Linked DNA regions of Homo sapiens: region 1 is linked to region 2. The links are chromatin contacts, found by Hi-C or POLR2A ChIA-PET in ENCODE. All regions are on one chromosome and are shown on one strand. Each heading gives the region's core, a stretch centred on a gene start or an enhancer-like site at or near the end of the contact. The rest is flanking DNA. Distances are from core to core; before and after follow the strand shown. Region 1 holds the start of LINC00658 (long intergenic non-protein coding RNA 658). Region 2 overlaps CDS2 (CDP-diacylglycerol synthase 2).

Region 1 (5,246 bases), core at 747-3,246, 310 kb after region 2:
GAGGTGCAGAGAAGATAATGAAAATCATGGTGGTAGATGGAGGTGGAAGGGGTAGTTGGTAAAACAGAGTAGGCACCCCAGAAATTATACTAAATCATTTTTTAAATTATTTTTAGTAATTAATGCATTCCTCCCCCTATATGGCCAGAGTTCTTAGAGTTGGGAGAAATCTTTGAAATTATTTGGATCATTCCTGCCTCCCAAGACTGGCAGAGAGGCACTGAGGCTCTCCTTCATCATCTTTAGGGATAAAGAGCTCATGCATGAATGGGGCTGGGGGTCCCTGGCAAATTCCGACCACTGGGGAATCTCTTATCAAAATTTACAAAGAGGAAGCAGGAAGCTCCTTGTTTCCAGTGTATATCACTCTTAACTAAAGCTCAGAGAAATTAAGATATTCTCTATGGCACTACTCAAAACCATGCACCATGATGAGTTGGCAGGATCAGAAGAAAGACCTTTTGCGGATGCCTACCTAGAAGGTTGCAGTGGATACTGGAATTTGGGTTTAGAAAGAAAAGGACAAGGGGATGCTACAAATAATGTCAAATTGAGGCTTTCAGTTTGTGTGGGTCAATATTAGCTTGTTGGGAAACAAGTGCCAGGTAGTCTGTGACATTCAAGGCCCTGATATCCTAAGAGTAAGGAAGAAATAGTGTTTAACAATATTCATCAGAGCAGTGGAGTATAAGAAAAGTCCACATATGTTCTGTGAGTCAGCATGCTGGGACTGAATTTCTAACCTCCTGGTTCTTAATTTCCTCATCTGTATAATGAGAGACTTGTTGAAGATCTTGCTAATATTCTACAGTGGGTTTTAATTTTTTTACATACTTGGTGAAAAAAAAAACAAAACCTCATTTTTTCCCCTCAATCTGATACTAGCTGGTCTAAGTCTCCATCCTTCAGGTTAGAGGAGCACTTTCCCTCAGTCATGTTTTCTACGAATCTCTAGGTGTCTTGCAGTCTAGAACATTCAAGTAAGGATTCCTGGTCCTCTGAACACTTTGGTCCCTTTTAAAGGTCCATGGCGCCGGCTACCTTGAAGAGGCAACTTGGATGTTCTCCAGACAAACTTGGACATGGGAATGTTCAGAAAAATGGGAGTTTGCGCTCTGGGGGTCCTGGTTCTCTGGTTAACCCATCTGAGGTCCAACTACCCTCTGGAGAACAGCAAGGAGACAGATTTGTTCTCTGTGATTCTTAGAGATGGGTCCCAGTCTTGGGAAGCAATGGAAGCCTCTTTCCTTTCCCATTAGGGCCATTTACACCTTTCCCAACTTTTGGTTTCTTTCTCCGGGCCATACACTGAATCCATTGTCATCATATGCTTAATTTTTCTATCACATAAGCCCTCAGTGAAGGATGTCTTCTGGGTGTCTAAAAACATTCTGTTTTTAACCATATGTCAGTTTATCTTTGGTTGTGTGCTGAACATGGTATTTGTAAAATACTTGTTGAAATAATTTGAGGGCAAGGATAATGTTACCTTCCTCTGAGGAGGATTTGATTTGTCTTTGCAAGGCACCTCAGGGAGCTTGCAATTCAAGATCAGGTTAATTCAAGCACAGGACTTTTTACCAAGCAACTTAGAAATATTTAAATAATTGAACAATTGATACAGCTGTACAGGTGCCTCCCAAATGAATATCAGCCCTAAATGCCCCCAATACTTAGGTTAAGTTCTTGTTAATATGGCTATATAACATATCACTCCCAAATTTAGGATTTGAAACAATAATTATTTCTCACGGTTTCAGTGGGTTAGCTCAGAAGCAGCTCAGCTGGGTGGTTCAAACTCAGGGTCTCTCATGATGTTGCAGTCAGATGTCAGTAGGAACTGGAGGCTCCAATTCCAAGGTGGCCCACTTACAAGGCTGGCAAAGTGGTGCTGGTGATTGGCAGGAACCCTTAATTCTTCTCCATGTGAATCTGTAGATGGAGCTGCTCGAGAGTCCTTGGAGAGCGGTGGCTGGCTTCCGCAGAGAGAGAGATCTAAGAGGTGGAAGATACAATGCCTTTTGTGACCTAGCCTCGGAATTCACACCCCATCACTTCCTCCACATTCTATTGGTCACCCAGAGCCAGCCCTGATTCAATGCGCAAGGGAACTAAGAAGGACATGAATACGAGGAGGCAGGAACCATCACAGGCTGTCTTGCAGACTGGTTACCACACACAGAAATTGGGACTTGAATCCAGGCCTCTCTGATGTCAAAGTCCTTGTACTTCACTGTGCTGCCCTCCCCAAGCAGCCTCTTGAATCTGTGGATCCCTCTAAGTGTAATGTCACCTTCAGCCTGCAACAGTACAGAATGGATAAAGTAGTGATATTAAACATGCTGTAAGAGAAGAAGAGAAGCCTAGGCTCCTTGAGCATGATTATAAAATGGGGACCAGTGAGGAGAGGATAGCCTCAAGAAGAAGAATTGAGAGGGGCTTGGTTAACTATCCCTAACTGGACATTCTGCTTTTTGCTGTTCCTGGCATCAGCTATCAGAAAGTCTCTGTGGGTGAGTTTCTGAGCACTCTTTTATGCCATTAACTACACTCTTGCGAAGCTTCTGTTTGAAGGGTTTGGATTTTCTTAGGCAGTGCCAGGTTTTCAGAATAGAAATTGACTGGTTTCTCCCCCAGAAAGTCTATAGCCTACCGTGTTTAACCCCAACCTCTAGTAATAGCTCAATCCACGCTGATCCCCCAGGGTTTGCAGAACAGAGTCTCGGTTGCAAACACTGCAATCAGCAGCTTGCTGTTTTTCTCTTTTTCTTCCACTTTATTTTATATTGATATTTAATGAATGTTTCTTTGGTGGTATTGCTATGTTCATTATTTAAACTCTGAAAATTGAAGCCATAGAAAATAATTGTTGATTCACCACAGGGAGCCATATAAATATTGTTCTAAATTCTAATGACCATGACCATTGGGATTATTTTTTGTGAAGCATAATTTCCATTATTTTGAAAGCCCTCAAGTCAGTATCTTAGAAGGGCAGCTGTTTTCTTGGCTATTTTCAATAGGTTTTTCTTCTTTCTTCATTTTTCCTTCCCTCCTTACCACATTAGACACCCTCCTTTTATTTCTTCCCTTGCCATTGTATTGTTTTTTGTTTGTTTGTTTTTGTTTGTTTTTGAGACAGATTCTCACTCTATCACCCAGGCTGGAGTGCAGTGGTGAGATCTCAGCTCACTGCAACCTCCGTCTCCCGAGTTCAAGCGATTCTTCTGCCTCAGCATCCCGAGTAGCTGGGACTACAGGCGCACGCCACCATGTCCGGCTAATTTTTGTATTTTTAGTAGAGACTGAGTTTCACCATACTCTCCAGGCTGGTCTCAAACTCCTGACCTCGTCATCTGCACGCTTTGGCCTCCCAAAGTGCTGGGATTACAGGTGTAAGCCACCACGCCCAGTCTGTATTGTTATTTTTATTGCTATTGTTAATATAAACGAGGCCTCAGGACTTAGAGCTTCACAACTAAATAATACCTGTGTACATCATTTTGTATTTTCAAGTTGTTTTTACAAATATCATCTTATCTGATGCACATTATAACTGAATGAGATAAATGGGACAAACGTCATCCCTATTTACAGATAAGGACAAAATCCCAAAGATTTGCAGAGCTACAGGGCTGGTTAGAGCAGGTCCCTCCTCCAAGAGCAGATCTCCCTCCCTTAGTATTATCTCACCCCTCCGGGCCTGGGAAACCTAAAGATACTTTGTGAACGCATGTCTGTATCTACAGAAAGCTCTGCTAGTTAAAGAAACTACCCTAGACCAAGCTGCGCTCTAAGGGGCTGGTGAGCTCTGTTATTTTTAAAATTACTTTAAATATTTTTTCTTTTTAATTAAAATAATGAGTCAAACATAGGGAGGATTACAGAAAATAATTTGGAACCAATCAGATTTATCTGAGGTGACCTTTTGCCACAGATGCTTGAAGTCCATCCATCTCTCTTATGAAATGAAATGTTACAGAAACAGCTCATTCTCTCCCTCCTCACTACTCCTTGCCTCCCTCCCAAGGCTACTTCCATCCTGAGTAGTGCTTTCTTCAGTTGCATGTTGATCTACTGTTATATACAAGAATGAGTTACAAGTCATATGCCATCAGCTTTGCATTTTGCAAGAATTTTCACAAATATTATGCTATCGCATGTACAGACTTTAGGCTCACTGCTGAACAATGCCCTGGGCTTCTTTCATTTTTCTGCATGTCTCACTCCTCTGGCTATGCCTGTTTGGGCTGGGAGAGAATACAGGGAATGTCCAAGATATTAGCAGTTCCTATGGCAGCAAGTGCTGGTTTCTGTGACTGTGGTTCCCTAAGAGAGGCAGAAAAGCAAGGGGACTAAGCTTCCACTGTGCACTTAATCGCAGGGCCATAGCCCAAGTAGGTTGTAAAGGCCGATGACATCCCAAGACAGGCTGGAACTTGAACTGACATTTTACAGAGGAAAACCAGGCCCAGAAAAGAGAATGGTTGCTTTAATGTCACACTTCCAGAAATTGGTAAAGCAGGAACCATCTCAGAGCTTATGACACCTTTGTACTAAACACATTGCCTTTAGGCAGTCTTATTCTTCATCCAGTAAACAGCAGACCATGGATTTGATTGTTTTCTTTCTTTTCTTTTCTTTTCTTTTCTTTTCTTTTTTTTTTTTTTTTGAGACGGGAGTCTTGCTTTGTCGCCCAGGCTGGTGTGCAGTGGCGCAAACTTGGATTTGATTGTTTTCTTGCCTCTGCTCCCCTGAGGAAAATGCCAGCAAACTATAAAATTTCATTCCCTGAGATCCTGGCAAGCTACATTGGACTTAGGTGTCTGCTGTTTCTGGGAGGCAGCAAGGATCTGAGTTTGGGGGAAGATCAGGTCACCGGGCTGAAGAGTAGCCCGAAGATCTTTTTTACCTGGATCGCCCTCTGGTGGCAGATTCGATAACAACCGCTCTAATTCATCATCTGAAATGCAAAGTGGTTGCAGCTCAAGTTTTCCTTGCTCCTCTTGGGACTTGCTCGTTCCTCATTAAAGCATCCCTATGCCCACTCTATACAAGACACATTTACTTTGAGCTGCATCCCTGAGATAATCGACTCCAAGCCAATATTTCTGTGTGTCAGTCACAGTAACTGGAGCTGTGGCATGGAAAATAAGAAGAAAGCATTGTTCCTGACCCCAAGGAATTTAAGTTAACTGGGTGAGACAGGCATACAGGCAGCTGACCAGACTCGGAGTCAGTGTGAC
Region 2 (5,040 bases), core at 245-2,744:
GTTTCAGTTTTCCTGGTTATCGGATGACTGTGATTTAGACATTTGTGAGCACTTTCCTGGGAGTGGCCACTCTGGTATCCTTGAAAGGCACTCCCGGCGCAGTGCTTGAAGACCACAAGGCGCCTTACCCAGGCAGTGGGTGAGGGTGCTTGGAAGAAATGCTTTCCAGTTAATGACTGTTAGCATGAGAACCATTTGTTCTAGTAATAAGCAGTCATTCAGTATTCAACGCTTCTCTTTAGAACATTCACTGACTGTAGGGTCTGCTATGGACGGTGTCTGTATTTCTGAGAGGGGCTGGTGTTATCAGTGTTCATAAGGATATTATTCAGAATTTTATTGCCTGTTTTGACTCCACATAATCAATTTTTTCCCTACTGATTTAAAGAAATAATACAATCTTTTTTAAATCAATAATATTTAAGAGTTTTATTTTTATTTATCTATTTATTTTTTGAGATGGAGTTTCTCTCTTGTTGCCCAGGCTGGAGTCCAATGGCGTGATCTCAGCTCACTGCAACCTCTGCCTCCCGAGTTCAAGTGATTCTCCTGCCTCAGCCTCCCGAGTAGCTGGGATTACAGGCGCCCACCATCACACCCAGCTAATTTTTATATTTTTAGTAGAGACAGGGTTTCACCATGTTGGCCAGGCTGGTCTCAAATTCCTGACTTCAGGTGATCTGCCTGCCTTGGCCTTCTACAATGCTGGGATTACAGGCATGAGCCACCGTACCCAGCCGACTGCATATTTAAATTGGTAAGGTAGAAAATGAGCATGAGAGTCTAACAGCTGATGGATATGGGAACATAATACTTGATAAAATCATTCAGAATATGTTTGATAAACAAGAAGATTGTATAAAACCTGCACTGTCCTACTAATGTAAAGCATTTCTCCTCCCTCACTTTATTCTCAACCTTACAACTGCCAGAAATTATATAATCTTGAATATATTTGAGAAACTCTTTTTAAAATGAATCTTGTAACTAATTTCTTTTTTGAATTTATATATATAAATATATACATACTTATTTTATAATAGAGACAGGGTCTTAAAATGTTGACCATTGAACTCCTGGGTTCAAGCGATCTTCTCGCCTCGGCCTCTCAAAGGGCTGGTACAGCGTGAGCCACCGTGCCCGGCCATTGTAACTAATTTCACAGGGCAGATAATCATCCTTTAAACTGTTTGAAAAGATTTGAGTGTTACTGTTTCTGGTTTTCACACTTTTCCATCTTTTCTAGGATCCACGTAGGTGGAGGAGATTCCTCTCCACAGTTTGTTAAGCTACATTCTATGTTGTTAAGGTCTCCCAGCCCTTCTGGACTGGCACTAGAGGCTGTTGGGGGTGAAAAAGTACAGCTGTTTGTGTGTCATACTGCCTCTGGTTCAGAAAAGAGACGGACACTGACTCTTCACTATTAATTTTGCCAAAGTCTCCTTGAAAGAATGCTAATTTGTTCCTGGCACTGGGCAGGGTTCCTGCCTTCCAAGTCTTGTCATGTGGTGGTTACTTGGCTGGGGTAATAGTGAGGCACCCCCTCCCCACCCCCACGTATGGTCCCCACCGGGCAGCTTCCTATGCCAGTCACTGATATTTGTTCTCATGTTGTTTGCCCCAACAGTAGGGATGGCATTGAGCCCACTAAGTTGACTGACCTTTTGAAGAAAGTTAAACTTTATGGTGTTATTTTGAGTAGGCAGTCTGTGGTGCAGAATTTGTAGGCAGCAAAGGGTATTCTGTGAAGTTTCCTTTCTCCCGCCTGCCTCTCCCCAGGGACAGCCTCATGCCACACTGTGGTTCTCATGAGCACTGCTGTCTGTGTGGAAGGACCTGACCTGTCCTACCAAAGTCAGACATCTTTTTGATTTGTTGTCTTTGGCAGAAGCTCCTTTGTATTAAGGTCTCCATAGGGCCAGCTTGGGGCTTCTCTGTAAAGACTTTGCTGAGGTTTTGAGAGTTCCTGGGACTTGGGATTTACGGGCAACACTCTCTGCCCCTGGGTCTCTGATGTGGAGAGGATGTCTGCCATTGACACCGAACCCCTGAGTGGGCAACTCTCAGAGCCATATCTCCACAGTCCATGCCTGGCTAGTCCTGTGGTTTCAGTGGTCTACAAGACATTCCTAGGTGCATGCCCTTCAGTCCACACAAACTGACTTTGTCTCAAATCTGAATTCTCTCATTCTACTCTTACCACCCTCCTTCAGTTTCTTTCTTCTGCGATAAAATCCCAGATGACTCGGTTACTCAGGCTTGAAATCTCCTATTCCTTTGTTCCCGTGCCCAGGGCAGGATGCAGATTCTAACCAGGTGTGACTTGGAATCCTTATCTGTTTGTTGTTTGTTGTCTGTTTGTTGCTCTTGGAGACTTCAACATTTCAGGACTGCAGTATTGTAAATGCCTGCAGTATCCTAAATCCGAATTCCTTACCTCTCCTGGAATCCTTATCTGTCTTTTACTCTTTGAGATTTCCCAAATTTCAGGATTTATTGCTTGCCTTATTGTAAACCCTGTGAATTGAGCTCCCTCCTGTTAGGATTTGCTCTAGGTCCCTCCTAATCCATCTTGTTCTTTGTATCTTTCAGGAGTTCTGAAACTGCCCTAATAATTATTGGGGGGGTGGGGTGGAGTGATAGAATTCTGGCTCTTTTTCATAATGCTTAAACTTTAAGATCCTTTGTAGTCTTCTGTCTCTCATTTCCTTCCAATTCTTGTTTTAGGTTCAGGGGATACATGTGCAGGTTTGGTACACGGGCAAATTGCACATTGCTGAGGTTTGGTGTACAAATGATTTTGTCACCTAGGTAGTGAGCATAGTACTAGATGGGTAGTTTTTCAATCCTCACCAGCCTCCCACTCTCCACCCTCAAGCCCTGGTGTCTCTTGTTCCCCTCTTTGTGTCCATGTGTAGCTCCCAGTTCACTCTGCAAGTGAGAACATGTAGTGTTTGGTTTTCTCTTCTTGCATTAATTTGCTTAGGATAATGACCCCTAGCTGCATCCATGTTGCCACAAAGGATATGATTTTATTCTTTTTTATGTAGCCTTCTCTCTTAACTGGCCTTTCTCCCTGCTTGGTGCCTCTGTGTCATGGATCTTGATTCTTGCTCTTTCCTACCTCTGAAATGTGTTCTTTCTGTCACCCTCCCTCATTTCTACCCTTTTTTTTTTTTTGAGATGGAGTCTCGCCCTGTCGCCCAGGCTGGAGTGCAGTAGCGTGATCTCGGCTCACTGCAGCCTCCGCCTCCCAGGTTCAAGCAATTCTCCTGCCTCAGCCTCCCTAGTAGCTGGGACAACAGGTGCTTGCTACCACACTTGGCTAATTTTTGTATTTTTAGTAGAGTTGGGTTTCACCATGTTAGCCAGGCTGGTGTCGAAGGCCTGACCTCAAGTGATCTGCCCGCCTTGGCCTCCCAAAGTGCTGAGATTACAGACATGAGCCACCACACCTGACCTTTCTACCTATTTAAGTCTTATTTTTTCAAAAATTATCTCAGAGCATCTCTGGCTAGAAGAGACGTAAGCATGTATTATTAAAAATTACAGAAGTAGGTCTCTACAAAAATATTTTTTAAAATTTGCTGGGCGTGGTGGTGCACGCCTGTAGTCCCAGCTACATGGGAGGCTGGGGCAGGAGGATCACTTGAGCCCAGGAGTTTGAGGCTGCAGTGTAGCCCACTGCACTACCATAACCTCAAACATTTATCATTTCTTTTTTGTTTTTTTTTTGAGACGGAGTCTCGCTCTGTCGCCCAGGCTGGAGTACAGTGGCACGATCTCGGCTCACTCCAAGCTCCGACTCCCGGGTTCACGACATTCTCCTGCCTCAGCCTCCCGAGTAGCTGGGACTACAGGCACCCGCCACCATGCCCAGCTAATTTGCATATTTTTAGTAGAGATGGGGTTTCGCTATGTTAGCCAGGATGGTCTTGATCTCCTGACCTCGTGATGCGCATGTCTCAGCTTCCCAAAGTGCTGGGATTACAGGCATGAGCCACCGCGCCTGGCCACATTTATCATTTCTTTAAATTTTTTTTTTTTTTTTGTAGAAACAGGATCATGCTGTGTTGCTCAGGCTGGTCTCGAACTCCTGGCCTCAAGTGATCCTCTTTCCTCAGCCTCCTAAAGTGCTGGGATTACACATGAGCCACCATACCCAGCCTCGAGTTGATTTTTGTATATGGAGAGAGATAGGATAGGGTTCTAGTTTCACTCTTTGGCATATAGATATCCAGTTTTCACAGCACCATTTATTGAAGAGGCTGTCCTTTTCCCAATGTGTGTTCTTGGTTCCTTTGTGGAAAATGAGTTGACTGTAAATGCATAGATTTATTTCTGAGTTCTCAGTTCTGTTCTATTTGTCTGGGTGTCTGTTTTAATTTAATTTAATTTGTTAATTAATTTTATTTATTTTTGAGATGGAGTTTTGCTCTTGTCACCCAGGCTGGAGTGCAATGGCGCCATTTTGGCTCACTGCAACCTCTGCCCTCCAGATTCAAGCCATTCTCCTGCCTCAGCCTCCCAAGTAACTGGGATTACAGGCATGCACCACCATGCCCAGCAAATTTTTGTATTTTTAGTAGAGACAGGGTTTCACCACACTGGCCAGGCTGGTGTCGAATTCCTGACCTCAGGTGATCCACATGCCTTAGCCTCCCAAAATGCTGGGATTACCTGGGAGGCTGAGGCAGGAGAATCGCTTGAATCTGGGAGGTGGAGGTTGCAGTGAGCCAAGATCGCACCACTGCACTGCAGTATGGTTAAAATGACCGTACTACCTAAAACAATGTGCAGATTCACAGATATTTTTTAAATCCTGAAATCTGTATGGGATCACAAAAGATCCCAAATAGCCAAAGTGATCCCAAGCAAAAAGAACAAAGCTGGAGACATCACACTACCTGATTTCAAAATGTACTGTGAAGCTATCGCAACCAAAACAACATGGTATTGGCATAAAAACAGACACACAGGCTGGGCGTGGTGGCTCATGCCTGTAATCCCAGCACTTTGGGAGGCCAAGGTGGGTGGATC

Evidence for each region. A loop is a pair of places that touch in the nucleus more often than their neighbours do. ChIA-PET counts read pairs that join two places held with the same protein, here RNA polymerase II (POLR2A). Pooled maps may share reads with other maps.
Region 1: a pooled map shows a loop between it and region 2 (4-fold over the local background). The contact joins the promoter of LINC00658 here to the enhancer-like site in region 2. A Hi-C loop is called at or near these places in 26 of 168 maps with a recorded cell type or tissue (CD4-positive, alpha-beta T cell, Caco-2, GM12878 and 16 more), 24 of 37 single-sample maps with no recorded cell type and 28 of 50 pooled maps. POLR2A ChIA-PET finds 5 or more read pairs at or near these places in 2 of 52 experiments (MCF 10A and WTC11).

Annotation. Positions count from the first base shown.
Region 1 is chr20:5,443,752-5,448,997 of GRCh38, forward strand. LINC00658 (long intergenic non-protein coding RNA 658) reads right to left here and starts at 1,997. Exons shown (of 5, transcript NR_038240.1): 1 at 1,753-1,997.
Region 2 is chr20:5,134,082-5,139,121 of GRCh38, forward strand. The region is part of intron 1 of CDS2 (CDP-diacylglycerol synthase 2); the gene reads left to right. Among named protein-coding and RNA genes, the nearest start is that of CDS2, 9.6 kb to the left of the region's middle. Within about 2 kb of position 1,495, at least 7 of the 41 ENCODE cell types and tissues checked have a DNase peak (open chromatin) inside an H3K27ac peak, as active enhancers do; they include dorsolateral prefrontal cortex and heart right ventricle, where a contact is called at or near this core.